Regions from separate parts of the Homo sapiens genome. Here region 2 is linked to region 1. The links are chromatin loops, found by intact Hi-C in ENCODE. Cell type or tissue: CD4-positive, alpha-beta T cell. All regions are shown on one strand. Links, peaks and the distances in the headings refer to the core of each region. The heading gives the core; the rest is flanking DNA.

Region 1 (7,774 bases), core at 2,070-6,069:
TCAAATTGGCCATTAAGTGCTGCCATTTTACCTTCTCGATATGTATTCAACCCTTTAATTTCTTTCCTTCTCCACTACTAATCCTTATTTTGAGCCTCTCTCACTTCTGCCTGGGGTTGTCAACTGATCTCTGTGCTACCAGTCTTATATACCCAATCCATTTCATATATAATTGTCACTATGGTCTCCTTGAAGCATAAACCTGACCATGAGGCTGTCCTGCTGAAACCTCTCATAGCTCCCATTGTCCGGGGATGAAGGCATTATCCTGACCTACCAGCAGCTGCCTAAGTGGTATCCATGTTGAACCCAACAATTCTCAAGTAAGTCATGCTCCCCTGCACCCTGGGCCTTGGAGCTTCACACAGGCCCTTCCCTTGCCTGGTTTACTCTTCACTCTTGGTCCCCATGCTCACTCTCTTCCCTTGCATCTCATGTGCCTGGTATAGGATGCTATGCCTGGAATCCTCTGCCTGGCATCCCCTGCCCCAACCCTGGCAGGCTCAGACTCCTCCAAGGGCATTCCAAGAAAATATCTGCAGACTTCTCCTTTAGCACGTATCTCCCTGGAATGTTGTTACCTGGCCACCTGTCTGTCTTCCACACTGAATGATAAGCTTCGCAAGAGAATGCACCAGGTCACACTAATTTGTCTATCAGCAGCACCAAGAACAGTACATGGCATGTAGCATGACCTTAATAATTCATTCAAATGAGCAAACGGATGAGTGAGAGAAATGTGGGACAGCAGATGTTTAATCAGTGTTACTTCCTTCCTCCTTATACTCTCTCCAGTCTTGCCATGTTAGGCAAACGCCTAGCTTGTCTTGGGGAAGCCTGACCTGAATGCCAAGGCATGCTACACATAGGCTGCTCTGAGATCATGGGGTCTCCCTGACCTTCACTTCTTAACTCAACAGGCCATTGTGCAATTTTGCATCTCAGTTCTTGTTTTGGTTTATTTCTATGTTTATGTTTTTCATAATTGTTTCTGAAAAATAACTATTATTTTTAATGATTTATTGCTTATTTTAAAATTCTGACATTTCCCTTTGCATGTGTCTCTTTATCTTGCTGGGTCTTTCCCAGGCACATGAGATGCATGAACTAGAGTGTCTTTGTTCTGTGATCCCACTAATAACCCTTTCTCTCTCTTTTTTTTTAAGGAAGCCATGAAGTCTCGCTTGATGATGCATAAGAGTAGACAAAGGAGAAGGTGCCCAGAATTCACACTGTAATAGGCATGGCCTATGCCAAAGCTTTCAGTGTTTCCCCCTAGGCCCTGATTGGCATCTCTTTCCATTCTAAAAAATAACACACTTACAAAGATGTACTTAACATTGACACAGGGAACCCAGAGATACCGATTACAACATGTTCAATGGGCAGTTGGATCTGCATTTTATTAGTCAAAATAATCTATATAAGATTCCTTTTTGTGTCTATCTTAAAGGGTAATGAGGACTTCCAGTTTCAGCTCCAACAAGAAAAGAGCTTGGAAGTCAACGTTTTTGTCCCAACAAGAACAGAAAGTTGGACAAACTGAAAAGAAAGGACTTTTCTTTGACCCATTGATGAGGTGGCAGGGCAAAGCCACGCTGAGACCTGGAAAGACAGGGGTATCTGGACAGACATGGCAACAAAAATTTGCTTGCCTGGAGCTGAAGCCATAGGAGGCATAAACTGGCAGGATCATTAGATGACTGCTTTGGTGATTTGCTGGAGGTTGAAAGTGGACTGGTGTGAGAATGAGCAACTCCAGGGGCTGAAGTCTTAGGAAGAACCCCACAGCTCTGTGAGTTTCCAGAAACCCCAACAAGTTCTCATGGTGAGATTTCCTCATGGCTCTTACCAGGACTAATCATTATGACATACACCTAGAGCCTTCTCCAGTTCGAAGAGTTTCTCTCCAGGGAAAAGGATGTATCCAGAGCACCATTCTGAAGCTTGATCCCAGGCAGAGAAAGGGTCTGCCACTTCAGGCCCCTCCAGCCTTCCTATGGTACCTAAAAAAGGGTAGAGGTTGGAACACTGTCAGCCAGGATCTGGGATCTGGGCTTCAAGGAAATGGTTTGGGAATACTGAAGCCAGGAAAGGGAGTAGGGGGTGGAGGGGAAAACTGTACCACTGTTTTATTCATTCTAGAAGTGGAGCAACACTTGCAAAGGTCACAACCCCGAGAAGCAAGGCCACCAAAATACTGAGATTTGATCAGATTATAGAATGGTCCCCTGCCACAACATGTTACCATCACACTTTATCGTAACACTGGATAACAACGGAAAATGTTGCATGTTGCAGACTCTCTGAGGTGGAGTCCATAGGGAAGTCCAAAGTCAAGAGGTGAGATCAAAACAAGCACACTAGAGGAACTGGAAGCTTCTGTTATTTACAGCTGCAGCAAACATTAAACACAGCCCAACTCCTACTCAGATTAACATAAATCCCCACATTAAAGGCTGATTTACCACAGTTTCTATTGCCCCATACATATCTGACTTTCAACAAAACATCACAAGTCCCACTAAAAAGAAAGATAAAACACAGTCTGAAGAGATAAAACAAGTGTTAGAAATAGATTCAGAAATGGCAAAGATGTTGGTATTATCAGACAGGGAATTTAAAATAACTATGAAGCAAGAGCTATTTTTTGAAGCAGTTAATACCACTTAAACCTTTGTTTCTCTAAATTTAAAGAAAACTACTGCTAGAATTGTTGTCTGTTGTGTAAATTAAAATAATTAAAGCAAAAACATTTGAAGAAAAGATAATTCAGAGAGCATAAGACATGATACAAAGAACCCAGTGAAAGAGTGGCATATTACTTAATAAACTGACTGAAACAAAAACAAAATGGCAATTAAAGTCAATGAGGTCATCTTTTCTTTTCTTTTCTTTTCTTTTTTTTTTTTTTTAGAGACATGGTCTCACTCTGTTGCCTAGGCTGGAGTTCAATAGCACAATCACAGCTCACTGCAGCCTTGACCTCCTGGCCTCAAGCAATCCTCCTGCCACAGCTTCCTGAGTAGCTGGGATCACAGGCACATACCACCATACCTGGTTATTTTATTTTATTATTTTTTAGAGAAAGGGTCTTGCTATGTTTCCCTGGCTGGTCTCGAAGTCCTGGCCTCAAGCTATCTTCCTGCCTTAGCCTCTCAATCAACTTTTCTATTAAAGACAATTTTCTTTGCCTTTAGTCAAAACCTCAAACCAAGCAAAAAGGAAAAGCTTAATAGTTGACAAAGAAAGCCTAATACTGTAAAAATGGTGAAGGAAAGCAGCTTTTCCCGTTCCATGCACTCTCTGAGTGTGGACCTACTTGTCCTTTGCTCCAAGGAGTGATTCCACCTCTGTGGGGATCACTCAGCTCCAGTCAGCACTCCCTGGTACAGGTGGAGAGTTATGATTGTCTGGAATCCTCCCTCTCCCTGCTTGCCCTGTGAGCTGCCTCCTATGTGTTTCCCACTTCTTGCCTCTTGGTGATCCTGTCCAGCATCCAAAACTTTATAGGCAAGCCCTTTCAGTCTTTCAAGGAATATATCTTCCCATGCTGCCTGGATCATCTCAGACATAAGAACATGACAGGTAGGACTGACTTGTGCCTTGTCAACTTGGCACTACAGTTCTTGTCTAAGGCCCCAAATGATATTTCCCAGAATGACCAAGGAGGAATTGATGTGAGCTTCCCAGGGTGGGAAGGAGGCAGAGGTCATTATCAGAGGTTGGTGTGGGCAGACACGCTGACAGATAGATGCTGAGCTGCCTGTTGGGCCCCAGCATGGCCTCACCTTGCTCTTGCTCTATGGCCAGCTCATCTTCCCATAGCACCGCCAAGACTGCCCCCAAGTGCTTAGCTGTAGGTCTGCAGAGGCAGTGGTTCCTACAGAGGGAACAGTTTCCACTGTGGGTCCACTGCAATGAGCTCCCCCTGCAGGGTCCCACTTCAGTGACTGGGTGTGTGTGCTTTTCAGATTTCCCCACAAGCTCAGGCTCATCCAGCCAGGCAGCCGGGCTCAAGAGGTCAACAAAGGCTTCCCTGATCCTCCAACTTTCCCCACTCCTCCTCACCCTTTACATTACTAGATCTTTTCCTGTCCATGTAAACGCTCATTCTTTTTTTTTTTAACTTTTATTTTAGGTTTGGGGTACATGTGCAGGTTTGTTATATAGGTAAACTTGTGTCATGGGGGTTTGTTGTACAGATTATTTCCTCCCCTCACTATTAAGCCTAGTACCCAGTAGCTATTTTTCCTGATCCTCTTCCTCCTCCCACTCTCCACCATCAAGTAAGACCCAGTGGGTGTTGTTTCCCTCTATTTGTCCATGTGTTCTCATCATTTAGCTCCCACTTATAAGTGAGAACATGCAGTATTTGGTTTCCAGTTCCTGTGTTAGTTTGCTAAGGATAATGGCCTCCAGCTCCATCCATTTTTCTGCAAAGGACATGATCTCATTCTTTGTATGGCTGCATAGTATTACATGATGCATATGTACCACATTTTCTTTATCCAGTCTACCATTGATGGGCATTTAGGTTGATTCCTTGTCTTTGCTATTGTGAATAGTGCTGCAAAGAACATTCACATGCGTGTGTCTTTGTGGTAGAATGATTTCTATTCCTTTGGTTACATACCCAGTAATGGGATTTCCGGGTTGAATGGCAGTTCTGTTTTTAGCTCTTTGAGGAATCACCATACTGCTTTCCACAATGGTTGAACTAATTTGCACTTCCACTGACAGTGTATAAGCATTTCTTTTTCTCCTCATCCTCACCAGCATCTGTTACTTTTTTGGCTTTTTAGTAATATCCATTCTGACTGGCGTGAGATGGTATCTCATTGTGGTTTTGATTTGCATTTCTCTAATGATTATCCGGGATGATTGCACTGAGCAATCGCTTACCTGCATCTCTCTGGGGTGAAGTCCTCAGGAGACACGCAAAGACCCTTGGTCACAACCACTATTAAGATCCCTTCCTTTGCTGCCTCCAAGGTGGAGAAGAACCATAAACCCTGAGATCACCCCAGAGCTGAAGTGGGCAGCCCAGGAGTGTCATGCCACTATCTACAGCCAGCACTGAAGTGGGAGAGGAGCCCACACTTTCAGAGCATTGAGAGGGAGCATGGCTTCAACTATGAGGAAATATAGTGGAGCCACATGACTGAGCAAGAGCCTATTAGCTGACCAATACACCTGAGCACTACCCACTAGATTACATCCCAAAGTTTCAACACCAAAAATACCTCCCTAACACACCCCCTGTGAAACCAAAGACAAGAAGGCAGCTACAAGTCATTCTTATTGTCAGGATATTTGAGGTGGTTCTGTTTCCCTGACTGAACACTGACAGATACAGTAGACTTCCAAATGTGTTTTATGAAGTTAGTTTCACTTTTTGCTATCAAACCCACCAGAATGGCAAAGAAACTCCAGATCAATCTCTTATTTGAATAGGAGAACAAAAGTACAAATGAAATTACCCATGGAAAAAAACTAGCAGGACTTTAAAGGAATTATAAATTATAACCAAACATAATTTGTTCTAGGAATGCAAAGTGATTTAACATGCAAATATTACATTAACATATTAATATAATTAAGCATATTAAATACAAGATTGTGGTAGGCAGAATTCTAAGATGACCCCCAATGAAATTATATAATCCCTGTTTTTTGACTATGGTTGGAAAGTGTAACTTTCTTCTAATCAATAGAATCTTTGGCAAAGATGAAAGGGTTTTGCAGATGTAATTACAGCTCCTAATCAGTGGAGTTTGAATAAATCAAGAGATTATCTTGACCTAATCAGGAGGTCCTAACTGGCAGAGAGTCTTCAACAGAGGTAAGCATGCTCTCTCTCTCTCTGGCTTTGAAAAAGTAGGCTGCCTTGTTGTGAGATGTGGCTTTACAGAGGAGGCCATATGGCAAGGACCTGAGGGCAACTTCTAGGATCTGAGACTGGTTCTTGGTCTACGGCTTACAAAACAAACAAACAAACAACAACAACAACAACAACAAGACTTTGGCAAAACAGCCATAAGGGAATGAGTTCTGCCAACAACCTGATTCAGCTTAGCAGTGTATTATTTCCCAACTCAAAAGTCCAGATAGAAACACAGCCCAGCTCCTACCTTGATTGCAGCCTTATGAGACTCTGAGCAAAGGGTCTAGCTAAGCCGTGCTGGACACCTGACCCATGGAAAACATGTGCTGTTCTGAGTCACTGAGATGATGACAGTCTGTTATGTGGCGAGGGAATGATACTACACTGTTAAATAAATAGATACCTGTATTGGTTAGCTGCAAAAGTTGGTTTAAAAAAAACAGTCCCCAGACTCAGTGGCTGTGATGGCTAATTTTAGGTGCCCATTTGACTGGGTTAAGGGATACCCAAATAGCTGGTAGACCATTACTTCTGGGTATATCCGTGAAGGTGTTTCTGGAATAGATTGGCATTTGAATCAGTGGACTGAGTAAGGAAGATCCACTCTCACTCAGTTAGGGTAGACTCCATCAATCAGCTGAAGACCTGATCAAGCAAAAAGAAACAGCAAATTTGCCCTCTCTCTCTTCTGGAGTTTAGACACCTATCTTCTCCTGCTCTTGGGCATCAGACCTCCAGGCTCTCCTGCTTTTAGACTGTAGGATGTGCACCATCAACTCCCAGGTTCTCAGGCTTTAGGACTTGAACTGAGCCATGCTACCAGCTTCCCTGATTCTCCAACTTGGAGATAACCTGTAAAAGAACTTCTTGGCCTCCATAATTGCATGAACCAATTCCCCCTTCTCATTGGTCAGTCTATCTATCTATCTATCTATCTATCTATCTATCTATCTATCTATCTATTATCTATGTATAGATTATATATCCATCATCTGTCTATCTATCTAGTCTATCATCTGTCTGTCTCTCTCTATCTCTCTATGTATCTATCTATTATCTATCCATCTATCATCTGTCTATCTATAATCTATCCATCTATCATCTGTCATCTATCCATCTATCTATCTATCTATCTATTATCTATCTATCATCTATCTATCTATCTATCTATCTATCTATCTATCTATCTATCTCCTATCAGTTCTGCTTTTCTGGAGAACCCTGAATAATACAGATGTTTTAAACAACAAAAATGTATACTGTCCATGTCTGTGGGTCAGCTGGAGGTCAGCTGATCTAAGCTGGATTCATCTCAGCCTGGCTTCAACCTGCAATTTGGACCATTTAAGCAAGTCACATATCTGTTCCCAATAACAGCAGGGCAGAAAAATCCACTCTTCCTCTCACAGAAGAAACTGTAAGGTTTCACTGTAAATCATGGGTACAGAGAAGGCTGAAGAAATGGGAGGAATGATACAACCTACTGCGATACCTGAATGGTATTGAAAAGAATCCAACACTAATTACTAACTTTATGTAGAAAAAAAAAGAAATAAAGAGGATGAATAAAGAGGATGTCCTAACCAAGCAAATGTAATCGATGTTAACATTTAACATTCGTCTAAGAGGTAATACCATAGAGGAGTCCTGAACCAGGTTTCATGGACTTTGGCGATTGGTGGAAGCCTATATAGAGACGGTTGAGAGAATTTTGAAGGCTCAGGAAGTCAGATTGTGAGTGCACATTTGCTTTATCTGGAGGATGGAATGAACATCTTTCATCAGATTTTCAAAAGGCCTCTGACCTCCCCCATACTAAAGAAAAATTTGGTAATTAAAAACCACTGCACTAGAGGCCTTCTCATTAAAATCAAAAATAATATCAGC
Region 2 (7,774 bases), core at 1,258-5,257, 1.2 Mb before region 1:
TTCTATGCTGACACCTGTGAAGGTGGACATGAAAGCTCCTGAAAGTGTAGATGACGATCATGATTCAACAGAACGCTCTTCTTTCTTTGTTTAGCCACTGACTGTCCAGCGTTTTGGTTGGACTCAAGGCCAATGCACAAGATGATTTCTGGGCTGGGGAGAATGGGGGGTGGTGTATCCTGAGGGCAATCCCCTTAGCCTGATTCTCTATTTTCAGGGACATCCAGATCTCCTGAGGGATGAGCTACCAGAGCATTCCAGCTGACAAGGGGCTCAGAAAAGAAACACATCAAGATTCCACCCCCACGACGGTTGCTTACTCAGTTAGCAAGTGTGAACCGCCAGTGCCGCCAGGTTCCCCGCACCAGGCCACTCCAGGCCAGGCACAGCTCGTGCAGTGACCTCCTGAATCGGCCTCCCTGCTGCAGTTCTGGCACACTGGGTTCCATTCTCAACCGGGAGCTGGCGATATCCTGGGAAAATGAAATCAGGTCTCGTCGCTCTCACGCACAAAGTCTCCAACGGCTCCCATCATACACAAAAGAAAATCCACACTCCCTCCTGTGCCCCAGAAGGTTCTCTGGGCTCTTGCCACCTGTCCCCTCCCCTACGCCTCTCCTTCGCCTTCTCCTTTTCAGCCACACGGGGCTCCGCGCAACTGTTCCGCAGGCACACCAAGCCCCTCCCCTCCTCGGGCCTTCGCCTCGGCTGTTCCCTCTGCGGGGAAATGCTTGTCCCAGATTCACAGGTGACTCGCTGCTCACCACACTCAGGTCTCCTCACCGTCACCTCCTCTGAGTGGCCCTCCCGGAACCCCTCCCTAGCATAGCTCCTTCCCCAGCCGGTCGGTGACCCTCGCCCTGCTTCCCTCCACAGCAGGCCATGGAACATCCCCACGGGGCTGCTTTCTTGGTTTGTTCCTTTTCAGTTTTCCTAACCGTGGAGCTTATCGACTGCTCTACAAGGGCAGGGCTTTGTCTTGTTTACAGCTGTTGCCAGGCTTGAACGTGCTTTGCTCTGAATGTGTGTTTTGAGAGTATTGGATTTAAAAAATGAGCAAATGAATGAGCATTGTCTTTTTTTTTCTTTACTTTTTTTTTGGTAGAATGGAGGCTGGTCTCGAACTCCTGGCCTCATGTGATCCTCCCGCTTTGGCCTCCCACAGTGCTGGGATTACAGGCATGAGCCCCCTTTGCCTGGCCTGAACAAACACTCTCAAGTAATGCTGGTGGGAACGTAAAATACAATATTTCTAGAAAACCACTAAAACTATTTTTCTTCTAAACAATTGATAAAAAATTGTTAAATATATAAAGAAAAAAGAATATTAAAGCAGCCAAAAGAATATTAAAAATTACTTGTAGTCCACCTGCCATTATTATTATTTAAAGGAATACCTTATAGGTTTTTTTTTCCTATGTGTGTAGAAAGCATGGTTACAATGTAACTTGCTTTTTGCTATAAAGCAGTATTTTATGAGACCTTCTTGAATATTAAATGTTAAGACATCCTTAAATGTTAATTTCTACAACATTACTATTGAGGACTTGATTGTATTATCTTATGATATTATATAATCTATGTAAAATCTGGTTGCCTATTGTTGGACATTTGGTTTGTTTCTGATAGCAATGAACAATCTTACAGGTGAATCTTTGTACATACCCATGATAGATTCCTTTGGAAGTAGAATCTTTGGGTCACGTGTTGTAAGAATTTTGATCATATTGTGAAATTACCCTTTATAAAGTTTACCAGTTACCTGATTTACCCTATCACCTGTGGTGTTGAAAGGATTCGTTTATCCATCCTTGACAATACAATCATTGTTTTTGTGTTTATCAATATAGGGACAAAATTTTCTCATTTTTGTTTTAATTTGCATGTCTTTTGATTATTAATAAGACTAAACATCTTTTATATGTCTATCATTTGTATTTCTTTTGGTGAATTGCTATTCATGTCCCCAATTCTATTGAAGTATTTGTCTGTTCTTCATTTGTGAGAAAGCTCTACACACCTGGGGCATTAACCTTCTTTCTGTTATGTATATTGAAAGTGTTTTTTTCTCCTAGTGTTGGTTTACCTTTCAATTTCAAAATTATATTTTTCACATGTGGGTATTTTAAATTTGTGCACCTCAAATCTGGGCATTTTAAAGTTTTTAGCTTCTGCCTTTGCAATTGGACTTAGAACTTCTCTATTACCATATATGTAAATATCACTTTTATAGTTTCACTTAAAAATTTAAATCTTTAATCCTTATAGCATTCATTTGAATATGTGGTATGAGGTAGGACACTAACTTTTCTTGTTTTCTGAATGAGTGGCAGATTGTACCTATAACTTCATCAATCAGCCATCCTTTTCCCACTGATATAAAATGGCTTTATGTTAAAATGTAAGTTATTGCCTATTTGCTCCCTTTTGTGCTCTCTATTTTGTGCTTCACTGTTTAAATTATTGTAGCTTTCTGTGATATATGTTAATATCTTTGTTGAGGAAGTCTCCTCTCTTTTTTCACAAACATGTTTTTTGGAGATTTTTCCTTATTTACTCTTTCACATGGAATTTGGAATCAATGTGACAAAATATCAAAAAAGCTTTGATGGAATTTTTATTGGCCTTGCATTCAAGTGAAAGATGAGATGAGTGGGGACTGATATGTTGGTGATACAGTTTTTCTGACCACTCATTTGAGCACTATTTTATATTCACTCATCATTTTAAATAATATTCTCCACATAGGTATTATACATCTAGAAAATAGTAATGCTACTAAGAGCTTTAAAAATGTTAATTCTCAGCTGGGCGCAGTGGCTCACACCTGTAATCCGAGCACTTTGGGAGACTGAGATGGGCAGATCACCTGAGGTCAGGAGTTCGAGACCAACCTGGCTAACACAGTGAAACCCCGTCTCTACTAACAATACAAAAATTAGTCGGGTGTGGTGGTGCGTGCCTGTAGTCCCAGCTACTGAGGGGGCTGAGGCAGGGGAATTGCTTGAGCCAGGGAGGCGAATGTTGCAGTGAGCCGAGATTGCTCCACTGCACTCCAGCCTGGGGCATGGAGCCAGAATCCATTAAAAAAAAAGTTAATTTCTTTTCATTTAATAATTCTGCCTTTATTGATGGATCTTAACAATATAAACAAAAGTTTCTGAATAGAGGTTTCAGTTATAGCATTATGCACAAGGATGAAAACATTAGAAACTCTTTAAATGAGCAATTGGGAGATGGTTCAGTAACTTTTGGTGCAGTCCCAAGTTGAAATATTACACAGCCCCTAAAAAGATATCTGTGAGGCTATCTTGTGTGACAATAACTTTCGTTTAAGTGATACCTAGGAAATCAAGGTTTAATATTGTAGGAAAAGCTTTGTATTTCATAGGTACACAGAAGACATCGTAGAATGCACATAAAGACTGGAGATAATTGTACGAAAACGTTAATAAGAGCGGTTATCTCTGGAAGAGAGGTTATGATGAACAAAAATGATTATTTTAAATATGGGAGCTCTCTGTCCTTTCGAATGTCCCTGTAATTTGCACGCACATTGAGCGAAGGGCGCAAAGCGAACATTGGCGGGCAGCGAGCGGGCGGGAGAGCCGGGCGGTGGGGCCGGTGCAGTCCCGCGCGCGGCCGGAGGGTGGCAGTGTCCGCTCGCAGACCCGTGGCGAGCGGCCTGCTGACCTCTGTCGGCCTCGGCCGCCTCCGGTTTATCACCGATCGCAAGAGCGGAATGAACATATTTACTTGTGTTTTGCTTTCCACTTATAATATCTAGTGGCATGGGAGGGAAATGAAAACAATTGTTCATAGGGGAAATTTATGAGCTTCATCTGGCTGCGTGATTTCCGCAGTTGCCCCGCCGCCGCCCGGGGACTCGGTTGCCTTCTGCATCCTCGGGCGAGCAGGAATGCGCTTTTCCAGCTGCCAGGGCGGCCCGGCGGGGCCCTCGGAGCGGGTTTTGGTGGCAGCTGCCTCGCAGAAGCAGAACTTGGCAGGCTCCCTTTCCTTCCCCTTGAGTTTGAGAAGGGCCCCAGGTTCCCTGTTTTCGGGGTGTCAGGGTGCTCCTGGGTTCATGCTGCGCTCCCCGGGGGTCCGGATGAGCCAGCGTTTCTTGACAATCCAGGGATGTCCCTAAAACGCGGTCCCCTTGTTGGACTAGGGTGGGGCAGGGCTCTGCGGACCTTCAGACCCTCGGGAAGGCCTCTCCCGGGTCATGGTAGCGGGTGGAGGGTGGGGGCAAGTCCCTTCCCCTGCGATGCCAGCTGCATCCTGGGACCTGGGGTCTCATTTCCAGAACAGGGGCGGGGACCCCACGAAAGGGACGCCTGAGGGCTGAGGGTTTTGCTGGAGCTGCCTGTCTTTAGAAAAGGGCAGGAGATGGGGGAGCTTCTATCCCTTTCCAACCCGGCTGAAAGCAGGGCCCCTGGCTTAGCGCGATTGGACCGCAGGTGCTTGCTGGGATGGAGGAGACGAGGGGGAGACCTGTGGTGTCTTCAGACGCCTGGGGCCTCAGGCTCACAGCACTTGCTCCTGGGAACCTACCCTGCCTGAAGCTCAGCCCTAGGCAGGAACTTTCTTCTGGAACTGAACCGTTATGTCACCCTGATGAACGGCTCCCTCCCAGGCTGTGGACTGTGCCGTGCCCAGCCTAGGCAGAGAGCAGGCTGGGGGCTTACCCTCCCGGTGTGAGCTGTGCCTAAAGAGGGGAAGCCAGGCCCACTCTAGCAGGTGCCAGGAGCGTAGAAGAAGCGAGATATTAAAACCACAAACCGCAGCGACTGCCAGGAACACACTGCAAGTGGGCTTTGATATGGAGACTCATGTCATTGGATGCACGTCAGGGCATGTATGTGTGTGTTTTTGTGGGGTGCTGATCATCTTTATATTAGGAAGAGCTGTTCATGGTTATAATGGATCTAGGATTCTCCCTTCTTTCTTTCTTTTTCCTTCCTTCCTTCCATCCTCTCTTTCTTCCTCTCCCTTTTTTTCTCCTTCCTTCCCGCTTCCCTCCCTCCTTCCCTCTATCCTTCCTTCTACCCTCCTTTAATCCCTTCCTCCTTCCTTCTTTCCTTTTTCTCTCTTTTTTCTTCCCTTCTTCCTTCCCTCTCTCCTCCCTTGCTCTTCTTTCTGTTTTCCTCCATCCTTCCTCCCTCCCTCCTTCCTTGCTTTCTTTCTCTCTTCTCTCCCTTCCTCCCCCTCTTTTCTCTCTTTCTCACTTTCTTTCTCTTTTTTTCATTCATTCTTCCTCTCTCTTTCCCTCCCTTTCTCCTCCTCTTTTCTCTTTCTTTCTCTTTTTTTAAAATTCATTCTTCCTCTGTCTTTCTCCTCCTCCTTCCCTTCTTCTTTATTTCCTTCTCTTTTTCCTTCCCTCCCTTCTTCCTTCCCACCCTCCCTCCCTTCCTTTCCCAGCTTGGGGGAGGTTTCCTTGAAGTGGGTCTTTGTGCCCGTGGGATTCTAGGAAGCCAAAGTGCACAGGGTCCTTGCTCCCTGGCCTCACAGCCACCTCTTAGCCAGGACTGCTCTAGCTCTCTGCCTGCAGGGATGTGCCAGGATGCTGCTGCTGCCGGGAGCAGTGTCAGGGTCACTTTGGAGGAAGTGACCCCCTGGCCCTACCTGTTCCAGGCAGACAGGTGAGCCTTTGGTGCCAATCAGCCGGCTTGGTGGGACTAAATTGCCCTGGGGCCACCTCAGCCTTTCCCAGGGACCGAGGTTCACTTCGTCTAGGACTGGTTTCCTCTAAGTGATGTTTACTCTGGCAGAAACATGAGAAGGGGAAACTGGTTCACTCTCTGTCTTGGAGAGACTATTTAAAGAACCTGTGCAATTGCTGGTGAGGACCTGGGCTTTGCATGTGCCAGAGCTGGTAGGTTGGTTCTTTGGGGTCTCTGGCCCACGGGACCCTTCCTAGGCTCATTACAATCCACCATGTTTCCCCAGCAGCCTTACAATCGAATTACTCAAAATTGCACTGCTTTATTGCATACAGCTCAACTCCAAGACAAGCAAAGGCCCAGATAATGAACAATTATTTATGACAAATTATTACCTTTACATATAAGATTAACAATTTCTATTAAGCTCAGTATAGGTGACAACCTCTCTTAGAAAAATGTGTGTGCAGTTCAGCAAGTGCCAGCTTGAAGGTGAGGTATGGAGGGTGCTGCGTTTGTGGGTGCACCTGCTGGCTGTTCCGGAGGGTGTATTCCAGGCCAAGGGGAGCCCTTGGCTGATGGGCATGAGCTGTCAGGCCACTCTTTCTCCCAAAGGCAGCCATGTTCCCGTCTCAGCTTGGAGGCTGGCAGTTTTGATGGGGCTTCCAGCTTTCTTCATCTCCTTTTGAATGTATAATAATGAAAGCACTAAAGAATGTGAAATGTTTCTTTAATTGCATTTAAGGTTAAAAAATTCTGTTTTGTTTGAAACTGAACTTAACTTTTAAAATTATTTATGGACTCAATAACGTATGTTTGGGTTATTGAACCCTGTCTCCATGCTTGCTTTTGTGACTAGAATCCTCTCCCAGCTAATTATAACATACAGTATTTTCCCAGCAGTCTTACAATCAAATTATTCAAAATTGCATTTCTTTATTGCATATTGCTAGAACCCAAGACAAGCAAACATCAAGATAATAAACAATTATTTATTGCAAATTATTACCTAATATATAAGATTAACAGTTTGTAACTATTAAGATTAATACATGTGGTAAACTGTATTTATTATACTTATTTCGTAGCAAATATCTTTGTATAAAACATATGTTTATGTATTGCAATTAATGAGAAAAAGTGTAAGATTAACAATTTATGTTGGGTTTTGTTTTTAGATTTATGCACACTGTAAAACTTATTTATTGCACTTATTAAAAGTATTTAATGATGGACTTTTAGATGCTATATTTTTAATGTGCAAATATAAACTAAAGGAGTATTAAATTACAAAATAGAAAATTATAACTGAAGTCAAAGAATGTAACTATTTTCTGCTATAAATCTGCTTTAAAAAGATCATCACTGGAATTACCGAATCTTTAAATAGTGGCCTTATAGTGCATAATGAGTTTCAATGAGTTATCCTTTGAAAGGCTTTTTTCATCATTAAAGCTAAACTCAACATCTTGCTCTTAAAGATAAATGTAGCTAACAGCATAAACACTGGAATCATTCCATTTTATGACGAGAAGTTGAAGTAACATTGGAGAGAAGAGAAACCCGGCCCGATCGTGTTCCGTGAAGGTGAAGAAACAGGACTGGCTGGAAGACAGAGAGAGGCCGGGAACCAGTGGCAATTTAGCTGAGATGCGAGCTGCAGGCTGGGGCCTGAAGGGGGAAAGTCTGTATCTTTGCCGCCCTGGCTTGCCTTCTGCCATGGGGACAGCCACAGGTGTAACCACAGTTTCTTAGCCATAGAATTACAAAATTAGAAAATGTAATATACAAAGGTGGCAATGCTCAGACTATTAAAATAGAAATAAAATCAACAGAGTTCCCAGTCCTGAACATTCCCTGCCTTGCCAGGGTTCAGAGGCCCCAGGTGTGTGGCCAGGCTGGGAGGGGTATTCTAGAAGGCTGTCAGAGCAGAAACCCCTTGGAAAAACCTGCCCACATTTTGGGTCATCTATTTACAATAATATTGTAGAGGCCGGGCGCAGTGACTCACGCCTCTAATCCCAGGACTTTGGGAGGCTGAGGTGGGCGGATCATGAGGTCAGGAGATCGAGACCATCCTGGCTAACACGAAGAAACCCCATCTCTACTAA

Evidence for each region. Hi-C counts contacts between places; a loop is a spot of excess contacts. Peaks named below come from ENCODE experiments on the same cell type or tissue, not always from the same donor. Only the 100,000 strongest peaks of a DNase experiment are listed, where the experiment ranks them.
Region 2: it touches region 1 in a loop (36-fold over the local background); 9 of 110 quality-filtered maps call a loop at or near these places.

Annotation. Positions count from the first base shown.
Region 1 is chr19:31,050,740-31,058,513 of GRCh38, reverse strand. No RefSeq gene overlaps it. Among named protein-coding and RNA genes, the nearest start is that of LINC01791, 110 kb to the left of the region's middle. In CD4-positive, alpha-beta T cell, for the core only: no CTCF peak of the experiment used is centred there; a DNase peak (open chromatin) is centred at 3,863.
Region 2 is chr19:32,220,671-32,228,444 of GRCh38, reverse strand. No RefSeq gene overlaps it. Among named protein-coding and RNA genes, the nearest start is that of LINC01782, 120 kb to the right of the region's middle. RefSeq lists a silencer at 3,552-3,611. In CD4-positive, alpha-beta T cell, for the core only: CTCF peaks have their summits at 3,428 and 3,629 (motif pointing right); a DNase peak (open chromatin) is centred at 3,674; H3K4me3 peaks cover 429 bases; H3K27me3 peaks cover 2,017 bases.